Regions from separate parts of the Mus musculus genome. Here all the other regions are linked to region 3. Evidence: chromatin contacts called from ENCODE Hi-C or POLR2A ChIA-PET data. All regions are on one chromosome and are shown on one strand. Each heading gives the region's core, a stretch centred on a gene start or an enhancer-like site at or near the end of the contact. The rest is flanking DNA. Distances are from core to core; before and after follow the strand shown. Region 1 holds the start of Ide (insulin degrading enzyme). Region 2 holds the start of Hhex (hematopoietically expressed homeobox). Region 3 holds the start of Kif11 (kinesin family member 11).

The links. Hi-C counts contacts between places; a loop is a spot of excess contacts on that map. ChIA-PET counts read pairs that join two places held with the same protein, here RNA polymerase II (POLR2A).
Region 1: POLR2A ChIA-PET joins it to region 3 with 10 read pairs in embryonic stem cell. The contact joins the promoter of Ide here to the promoter of Kif11 in region 3. POLR2A ChIA-PET finds 5 or more read pairs at or near these places in 4 of 5 experiments (Patski and embryonic stem cell).
Region 2: POLR2A ChIA-PET joins it to region 3 with 17 read pairs in Patski. The contact joins the promoter of Hhex here to the promoter of Kif11 in region 3. A Hi-C loop is called at or near these places in 1 of 37 maps with a recorded cell type or tissue (T-helper 17 cell). POLR2A ChIA-PET finds 5 or more read pairs at or near these places in 4 of 5 experiments (Patski and embryonic stem cell).

Annotation. Positions count from the first base shown.
Region 1 is chr19:37,333,205-37,335,904 of GRCm38, forward strand. It overlaps Ide (insulin degrading enzyme), which reads right to left and starts at 1,340. Exons shown (of 25, transcript NM_031156.4): 1 at 1,328-1,340. The coding sequence starts at 1,340.
Region 2 is chr19:37,433,528-37,436,227 of GRCm38, forward strand. It overlaps Hhex (hematopoietically expressed homeobox), which reads left to right and starts at 1,314. Exons shown (of 4, transcript NM_008245.3): 1 at 1,314-1,706. The coding sequence starts at 1,343.
Region 3 is chr19:37,374,989-37,377,688 of GRCm38, forward strand. Kif11 (kinesin family member 11) reads left to right here and starts at 1,394. Exons shown (of 22, transcript NM_010615.2): 1 at 1,394-1,679. The coding sequence starts at 1,606.

The sequences.
Region 1 (2,700 bases), core at 90-2,589, 42 kb before region 3:
TGCGTTAAAGTAGGATAGATAGTATTTTTGTCTAACTAGGAACTGATTAAGAGACAAAACATTAAAACTCAAATATCGGCTAGTTCACATTCGAAACAGGTAAAGTCAAAACACATCTGAAACTACGGAGAAGAAATGAACCTATGCTAGTACCCTGGCTTCTTACTTAGAAGACAAAAGTAGATCTTTAGTAAAGACTAACAGCCAGGGCTTCTGACACACCTCAGAGGTAGAACACTGGCCTAGTATGCATAGATAGTCCACACTATAACAATGAAAAACAAGTAATCGGACCAGTAGCCAGACCTAAAGATAAACCACAGGAAACATAAGTAGGTGTGCAATTATTTAGATAAAAATAGTGTGTGAAAACCTCCAGACATGGGTTTTAGATGACGCAGCGGCTACGCCCTTGCCACGTAAGCATGAGAACCAGAGTTCAGATCCTCACAACCCACAGAGCTGTCAGGTGGGTGGGGTGGCTCACCTGTCATTCCAGCCTCCAGAGGTGAAGCCTGGAGATCCCCAGATCAAGCTGGCTAGCAGGGCTGGCCTCATGGGAAACTATGGGCTTGCCAGAGAAACCTCACTCCATCAGTTACAATGGAAGAACAATCAAGGATCAATCTTAGGCTTCCATACACAATTTCTAGCAGAATATTTTCCTCTTTGAAGTTATATGTAATTGTGTATGTAAGCAGAAGAAAAGCTGATATGCCAAAGACATTGGCTATTACCACATTCTCATAGATCTTCTTTTCAGAAATGATGCTTAGATTTTGTTTGGCTGGGTTTTGTTTTGTTTTTGTAAGATAGGTTGTTCTCTTTACATAGCCAAAGCTATCCTCAGATTCACTGTCCTCTCACCTTGGTCTCCTAAGAACTAAGATTACAAGTATGTACCGTCATTCTTGACCGATATTTGGTATTTTAAAGATCAATACTGTAAGTAATACTAAATGTATTGTACTGATTTTAAAACTCACATAATGCAGGACTAGGGAGATGGCTCCATGATTAAGAGTGTGTGGACTCAGGTTTAGTTCCCAGAACCCACCAAGTGGCTCACAAACATCTGTAACTCCAGTTTCAAAGGCTATGTCCTCTTCTGGCCCCTACAGCACCAGGCACACAAGTGGAGCACATACAACATGCAGACAAAGCACACATATAAAACAAAAAGTTTTACTCATATCGTGCTTTTATACAGGCAATGCTAAAATGCAAATATTTTCTTTAAAAAACAAAGTAAAGGCTAGAGAGATGGCTCAGCCCTTAAGAGCACTGGCTTACTCTTCCAGAGGTTCAGGGGTTCAATTTCCAGCACCCACACAGTAGCTCACAACTGACTAATTCTAGTCCCAGGGAATCCAATGCCTTCTTCTGGCCTCTGCAGGAACTAGGCATGTATGTGCTGCACAGACATGCATATAGACAAAACACCCATTCAGAAAATAAAAATAAATATTTCTTAATGTAAAATACAAAACTGGGACCAGGGAGATGCCTTGGTCTACAGAATGCCTACCATGTAAGCAGGTGGAACTGAGTTCAGGTCTCTGAGGTCAATGTAAAAGCTGGGTGCTTCAGCTCACTCTAACCCCAGTACCGGGGTAGGGAGACAAGCTGGTACCTAGAGCTCAACCAGCAGCTATTACTCTGGATAAAACACTGTATTAACACCTCAAGACAAGGGTCTAGGGGATGGCTGTGATTCAACACTGGCTAAATAAGCTTGAGGACCTGAGTTCGGGTCCTCAGAGCCCAAGTACTTCTGGCTCTAATTCCAGGCTCTAAGGTGGAGTCAGCAGATCTCCAAAGCAAGCTAGCCAGCAAGCCTAATCAGACTGGGAACTCTGGGTTTGACTGGGAGACCTTGCCTCAGTGAATAAGCTGGGGCTGGTGAGATGGTTCAGTAGATAAGGGTGCTTGCCACCAAACCAACCTAAGCTCCACCCTGGAACCCAAGGAGCACACCAAGCCCTGCATGCCGCCTTCTGACTCTACCTGTGCACCACAGCTCACACGTATCCACTCACATGTGCAGAAATAAAACAAACAAAGTAAGGTGGGCAATGACTAAGGAATATACTGCACATCACATCAGCCTCAGCTTCTACACACATATACACACAAACACACACACACAGAGAGAGAGAGAGAGAGAGAGAGAATTTGGAAGTGAGACACCTGTTTAGGGAATGGGGTTGTATGTTGTATGTGTTGTAACCCAGACAGGCCTTATACTAGAATATGTAACTGCTGATGATACTGAGTTCCTGATCTACCTCCCAAGTGCTGGGATTCCAAGCATCACCAACATGTTCCACCATGCCCCAGTGACATGCCATTACTAACAACTGTTTCCTATATCTGTAGCCATAATGCAAGAATTAATAAGGAAGATGAATATCAAAGTCTAAAGCTCAGTATTTGTTACAAAACACATGCCTCAGGATAGCAAAGACGTGTGCTTAAGACTCCAGATAAGGGCACACAGATGTGTTTGGTAACAAGTCTGGGTACTTCATTCTCAAAAGACAAATTTGTTTAAAAGTAGCAAATGCCTTCAGTACCTTGTTTTAAAAACTTTGAGTTCAATATAGAATCACAATTTAGAAATGTTACTTTCCACCAGGCAGTGGTGGCGCATGCCTTTAATCCCAAGCACTTGGGAGGAAGAGGCAGCACTTGGGAGGT
Region 2 (2,700 bases), core at 64-2,563, 58 kb after region 3:
GACACCTACCTATCTTTCAAACATTATTTCCTTTGGGAAGACTTTTCCTTTTTCAAAGTGACTCTCTCCTTTACCCGAAAGGAGGGGCTGGAGCTCCTTAAGGTTTCGACCCTTACACACGATTTCTCCCTAGTAGATGTGACTGTGTTCGTTTCCTGCTTCCACCAGGGCAGAGACTGCCTCTCTCGTTTGCTAATGACACACAGTAGTTGCTCAAGAAAATAAGGTGTGAAGTGAAACTCGGACCCAGGTCCTCTGGCTATTTCGCCTTCAGTCCCACTGCAGCTGAAGATTAATTCCAAAGGATAAAACTAAATATCTCAGTTGAAAAAAAAAAGCCAGGGAGTTTTTCTACTAATAGAAGTCCTTAGCAGAAACTGCCCAACTCAAGGTGTGGTCACCCCAGGAGGGCGTCAATCAAGAAAATGCCCCTTTGCCCCAGAGGCGAGTGAAGCCGCACAGAGCTGAGGCCACACTGAGCAGCGCACCACGGCTTTGAATAGAAAACACGTGTAAAACCTCAGAGGCCGGCTAAGCGCAGCTGTGTCCTTCAGGGCCTGGGGACAGAGGTCCAGGAGCACCTCCCACCCCCATTGGATCGAAGAACACTGCATAGCCTCTGTCCTGCGCCATACGATTAAGGTTCTATCTTGATACCGGTCTGGAGCAGATTCCGTTAGCATCCAGGGAGGTGGCCGAGCTAGGGGGTCCTCAAATAGGTCTGGAACACCTGCAGCCTCGCTGTCAGTACCCGTCTGGGACTAGGACGCAGCCAACGGCTTGGGTCTTCTCCTTGGAGCGCCGAGCTGCGGAGGTCCCCCGTTCTAGACAGTGCCACCGTTACCCCAAGAAGCGCAGCCTTCTGGCCGCCCGAAGGTGCCATCCTGCCGGCGGCCTCCTGGCCCGCAGAGTCCCATCGCTTCTCCAGGTTCCAGAGGCTGCCCGAGTTTCAGCAGTGGCGCCATCCCGTCAGGATCCGCGCCCCGCGGCGCACGTCTTGTGACCTCCTCTTCGACGGTCGCAGTCGCTCGCTAGGTGCCTGGAACCTCTGGGGGCGCCTGCGGCGCAGGAACACCCTGGCGGAGGGTCCCCGGAGCCCCACAGCCCGTGCGTCTCGGGGGCGGGAGCTGGGCCGGTGGGGGCGGATCGGCGCGGGGGTTAGTGGGGGGCGGAGGCGAATCTGAAGCCAGCGCCATTGGCCGCAGGGCCTGGCGGCAGGAAGGGGACCGAGCGCGGCCCCACCCCGCGGCTGCCCGAGCCTATCGCCTGGAGCGCAGAGCGCAAATAAATGTAGCGCGGCGCCGCCGGCCGGCAGCTCTCTGCGAGGGGCTGCGGAGCGGCCATGCAGTTCCCGCACCCGGGGCCCGCGGCTGCGCCCGCCGTGGGAGTCCCGCTGTATGCGCCCACGCCGCTGCTGCAGCCCGCTCACCCGACGCCCTTCTACATCGACGACATCTTGGGTCGCGGGCCCGCCGCCCCCACGCCCACTCCCACGCTGCCGTCCCCCAACTCCTCCTTCACCAGCCTCGTGTCCTCCTACCGGACCCCGGTGTACGAGCCCACGCCGGTCCACCCCGCCTTCTCGCACCACCCGGCCGCCGCGCTGGCCGCCGCCTACGGCCCCAGTGGCTTCGGAGGCCCTCTGTACCCGTTCCCGCGGACGGTGAACGACTACACGCACGCCCTACTCCGCCACGACCCCCTGGGTAAGGCGGCCGGGGCCGAGTGAGGGCGTCCGTGAGGAAGGCGCTCCCGGCGGGTGGCAGCGCGCGGGAGGCGGCAGGGGCGGACGGACGGGAAGCGCAGTGGAAAAGTTGCGGCGAGCTCTCGGAGCGAGCGGCTCGCGGGTGCATGCGGGGCCCCGGTACTGGGAAGCTCGGCGACTCAGATTGCTTTTCCTGCACCTTGCAGACGTCGGGGCAAGCGTAGTCGGGAGAGACCTGGGGCTCCCGGGGAGGTGGAGGAGGGCGGCCCTGGCCACGCGTGTCGCCCCGGGGTGGGTGGGGGACTCCCTTAGCGAGCGGCCCGGAGAAGAGGACGTCGGGGCGCCCTGAGCCTGGCCCCTGCAGGGCAGGGAGAGCTGCCTGCCCGGGCGGTTCCTGGGCTGGGCTTGGTTCAACAAGCTTGTGCAGTGAAGGAGCCTGACCCTTTCCGTTCATACAGGAAATCTTGAGTTCTCGATAGGAGTAAATCTGGTTTCTGAAGCTGTTAAGTGTTTTCCTGGCTGCATGAAGCAGACCCTTCCCCCGGAGTAGTGCACGCTGCTGATTATTTTATCGACATCCTCAATACAGACAAATTCAGGAAACACTCGACGTCTGATAGCCAGGATCCGTTTTTCTGATATTGTTCATTTCCTCTGTGTGGGATGTGACTTTATGGCAGCTAAAATAACCAGTTGCTTCCTCTCTGCCTCTCCCGCCACCCCCCACCCCCATCTTTGGAGGCTGTTTTGCACCAAGTCTGAAGCCTGACGCAAGCAAAATCTCGGGGGGAAAAAAAAACAATGCCAACTTTCAAAATGTTTAGGTGTAGGTCTGTGGACATAGGGACGGACGGACGGACAGACGCACCACCATCAATTTGGAGAAGGAAAGTGCAGACCCCGAACAAATACTAAGGGCTACACGTTGGCAATTTGGGATTTTCGAGGCTTGTCCTCACAACATTCCTAAGAATAAATACGCGATGGTGACCGGG
Region 3 (2,700 bases), core at 144-2,643:
GGCTGGAGAGATGGATAAGAGCTGTTAAGAGCACTTCCTGTTCTTCCACAGGACCTGAATTCAGGTCCTAGCGCCCACTGTAGGTGGTTCACAACTGACTTTTTAACTACAGTTCCAGGGCATTCAATGCCATCTTCTGTCCAAGGGCACCACCACACACTTGGAGGACACACACACAGACACACTACCCCACACATAAATAAATAATCTTAAGCCACACCCCTCAAAAAAAAAAAAAAAAAAAAGCAAACAAGAAACCAGCCAGGACTGGTAGCTCATTCTTTCAATACCAGTATGCAGAAGGCAGGAAGATCATTGAGGATTCTCACAGGGCCAGCCTTGTGTTCAGAAAGATATCTTGTTTAAAACAAACGAATAAATAGCAAATGATGGACATAACACAGTTTGATACTAAACTGGAAATGTATGAAATGGACGCTTGAACTCCTGATCTTTCTGCCTCTGTCCCTATATGTGTTTGGTTTGCTTTTTAAAGGATATTTGCTGAGTGAATGCAGTAGCAGGGAGGAGAAAAAAAGGGTAGCAGTAGGAACATCGAAGGAAGTCATTCAGGGACGAGATTCAAAGTCTTGGAGGAAGGTGATTGCAGAGGAAGGGTCTGGTTAAAAACACGTGTTGAAGTGAGAAAGACTGGCCGGAGGCAAGGGTATAAAGATGTTCAATATGTTCACTTTGTGGGACATTTTGAGATAGCAGTGAGTCTCTGGGGCTAGCTTTTGTTTTGTTTTTGTTTGTTTGTTTTTGGAGACAGCGTTTCTCTGTGCAACCAGCCCTGGCCGTCCTGGCCTCGCTTTATAGATCAGGCTGGTCTGGAACTCGGAGAGCTCCTCTGCCACTCCTGCCTCCGAGAGTAGTTTACCAGTAGACAGTTGGCTTTGCTTAATCCAGAGGACCAGGGATCTGGAGTGCGGAAGGCGGGTATTTGGCGAGGTCGGCGGCGCTTTCTCTGATCCTCGCTAAGTTACATCGGAGAGGCTAAACCGCATTTAAGATCCCGCGAAACAGAAAAAGCAGCTCCGGAAACCCGATGAGGCGGAGGACTCGGCTTTTCTGTTTCCCCGGTCCCCACCTACACCTTAAACGGCCGAGTTGTTCGTCACCTCTCTACGGAAAGCGAGAAGCCTCGGAGGGCGGTAAGGACCCAGCGAATGCGGCGATGTAGGCGTCCCAGGCCCCAGAAGCCCGCCAGCGGCAGCACTGAAAGCTTGCACAGTGAACTTCGGACTACAGGAGCCAGCCTGCACCGCCATCCATTTCTTCGGGTCACGCCCCGTCGTCACCACAGTGACGACACGGCGTCCCATGATGCCTCGCGTGCCGCTCTGCTATTGGTCCGGTCAGTCGTCTCCATTTTTCAAAATTGAGGCGCGGAATCGTTGCTGATTTCGGAGCAGAGGAGGAGGTTCGTCCTGTCCGGCTTTTGCGGGGCGGCGGCCACGGCCAAGAGGCCTGCGTGGACCTCGGGGACGCCGAGCTGCGAGTCTCGGTCCTCGTGGCCTTGGCAGCACCGGGTGAGGAGAGGCTGCTCCCGGTTCTCACTGTGTCTGAGTCTCCGCTAGGCCGGCAGGTTTTGGCTCGACCGTCATGGCGTCCCAGCCGAGTTCTTTGAAGAAGAAAGAGGAAAAGGGCAGGAACATCCAGGTGGTGGTGAGATGCAGGTAAGGAGAGGCTGGGACGAGTCCGGACGCGGAGGCTTAGCTTTTGGGCTAGCCGTTCCGGAGAGCGATTTGTTTACCTTTCTGAAGGACACCAAGTCATCGGTTTCTGGGGCTCCCCGTGTTTTGTTCGGTAAACATGCTACCACGTTTAGTTCTAAATTAGGGTTTGTCTCGGGGGGGGGGGGGATGTTGGTGTTGGTTAAAGTTAAGCTGCAGTCACAAAGAATTTGATGGTTGCTCTTCGCTGAAAAGTGCGTTCCCTTTTAAAAGCCAATGTCGCCGAAAATTTAGCTGTCATTGCTCTGTGCTACCCCGTCCGAGTTGTCAGTTTGGGAATAAAGCTTCCTACTTACTTTGCATGTAGTTTGGCGCTCACCTTGGGGTTATTTCCACTTCGGAAAGACTAATAGTTCTTTATTCTGTGTGTTTGGTCCAATAGATGAAAGTAGGTTTGCTTTTAAAAGGGAACGCACTTTTCAGCGAAGAGCAACCATCAAATTCACCTCTAATAACCAAGTAGACATTGCTGAATTTAAGCTAAGCTGTAAAATGAGTTTATGAAACTCACGAGCTAATGAAAGTACATGGCTAAGGTGCAGCATCTTTTCTCTTTCTCATTTTTCTTCTTCTTCTTTTTTTTTTTTTTGGTTTTTCGAGACAGGGTTTCTCTCTCCTTCTTTCTTTCTTTCTTTCTTTCTTTCTTTCTTTTATCTGCCTTTGTTCATTGACCAAAAGACAAAATTGAGAGGAGGGAGGGTGTGGGGTTCAGCTCTCCCCGACTGACATCCAAATAACTTACCCAGAGTTTTTAATTTTTTTGAATTTTTGTGATGTTACCGAGGTTGGTCTGGAACTATATGTTAGCGTACTTTACTGTCTCAGCCTCTCGGTCGTTTAGCTGGGATTGCTGGGTGACAAGTGTGTGCCACTGTGTCTGCCTTTTTTTTTTTTTTCCTGAGACTGGCCTCAAACTCCGACTAGCTCCCTGCCTTAGTTCTGAGTTCTGGAGTTATAAGCAATT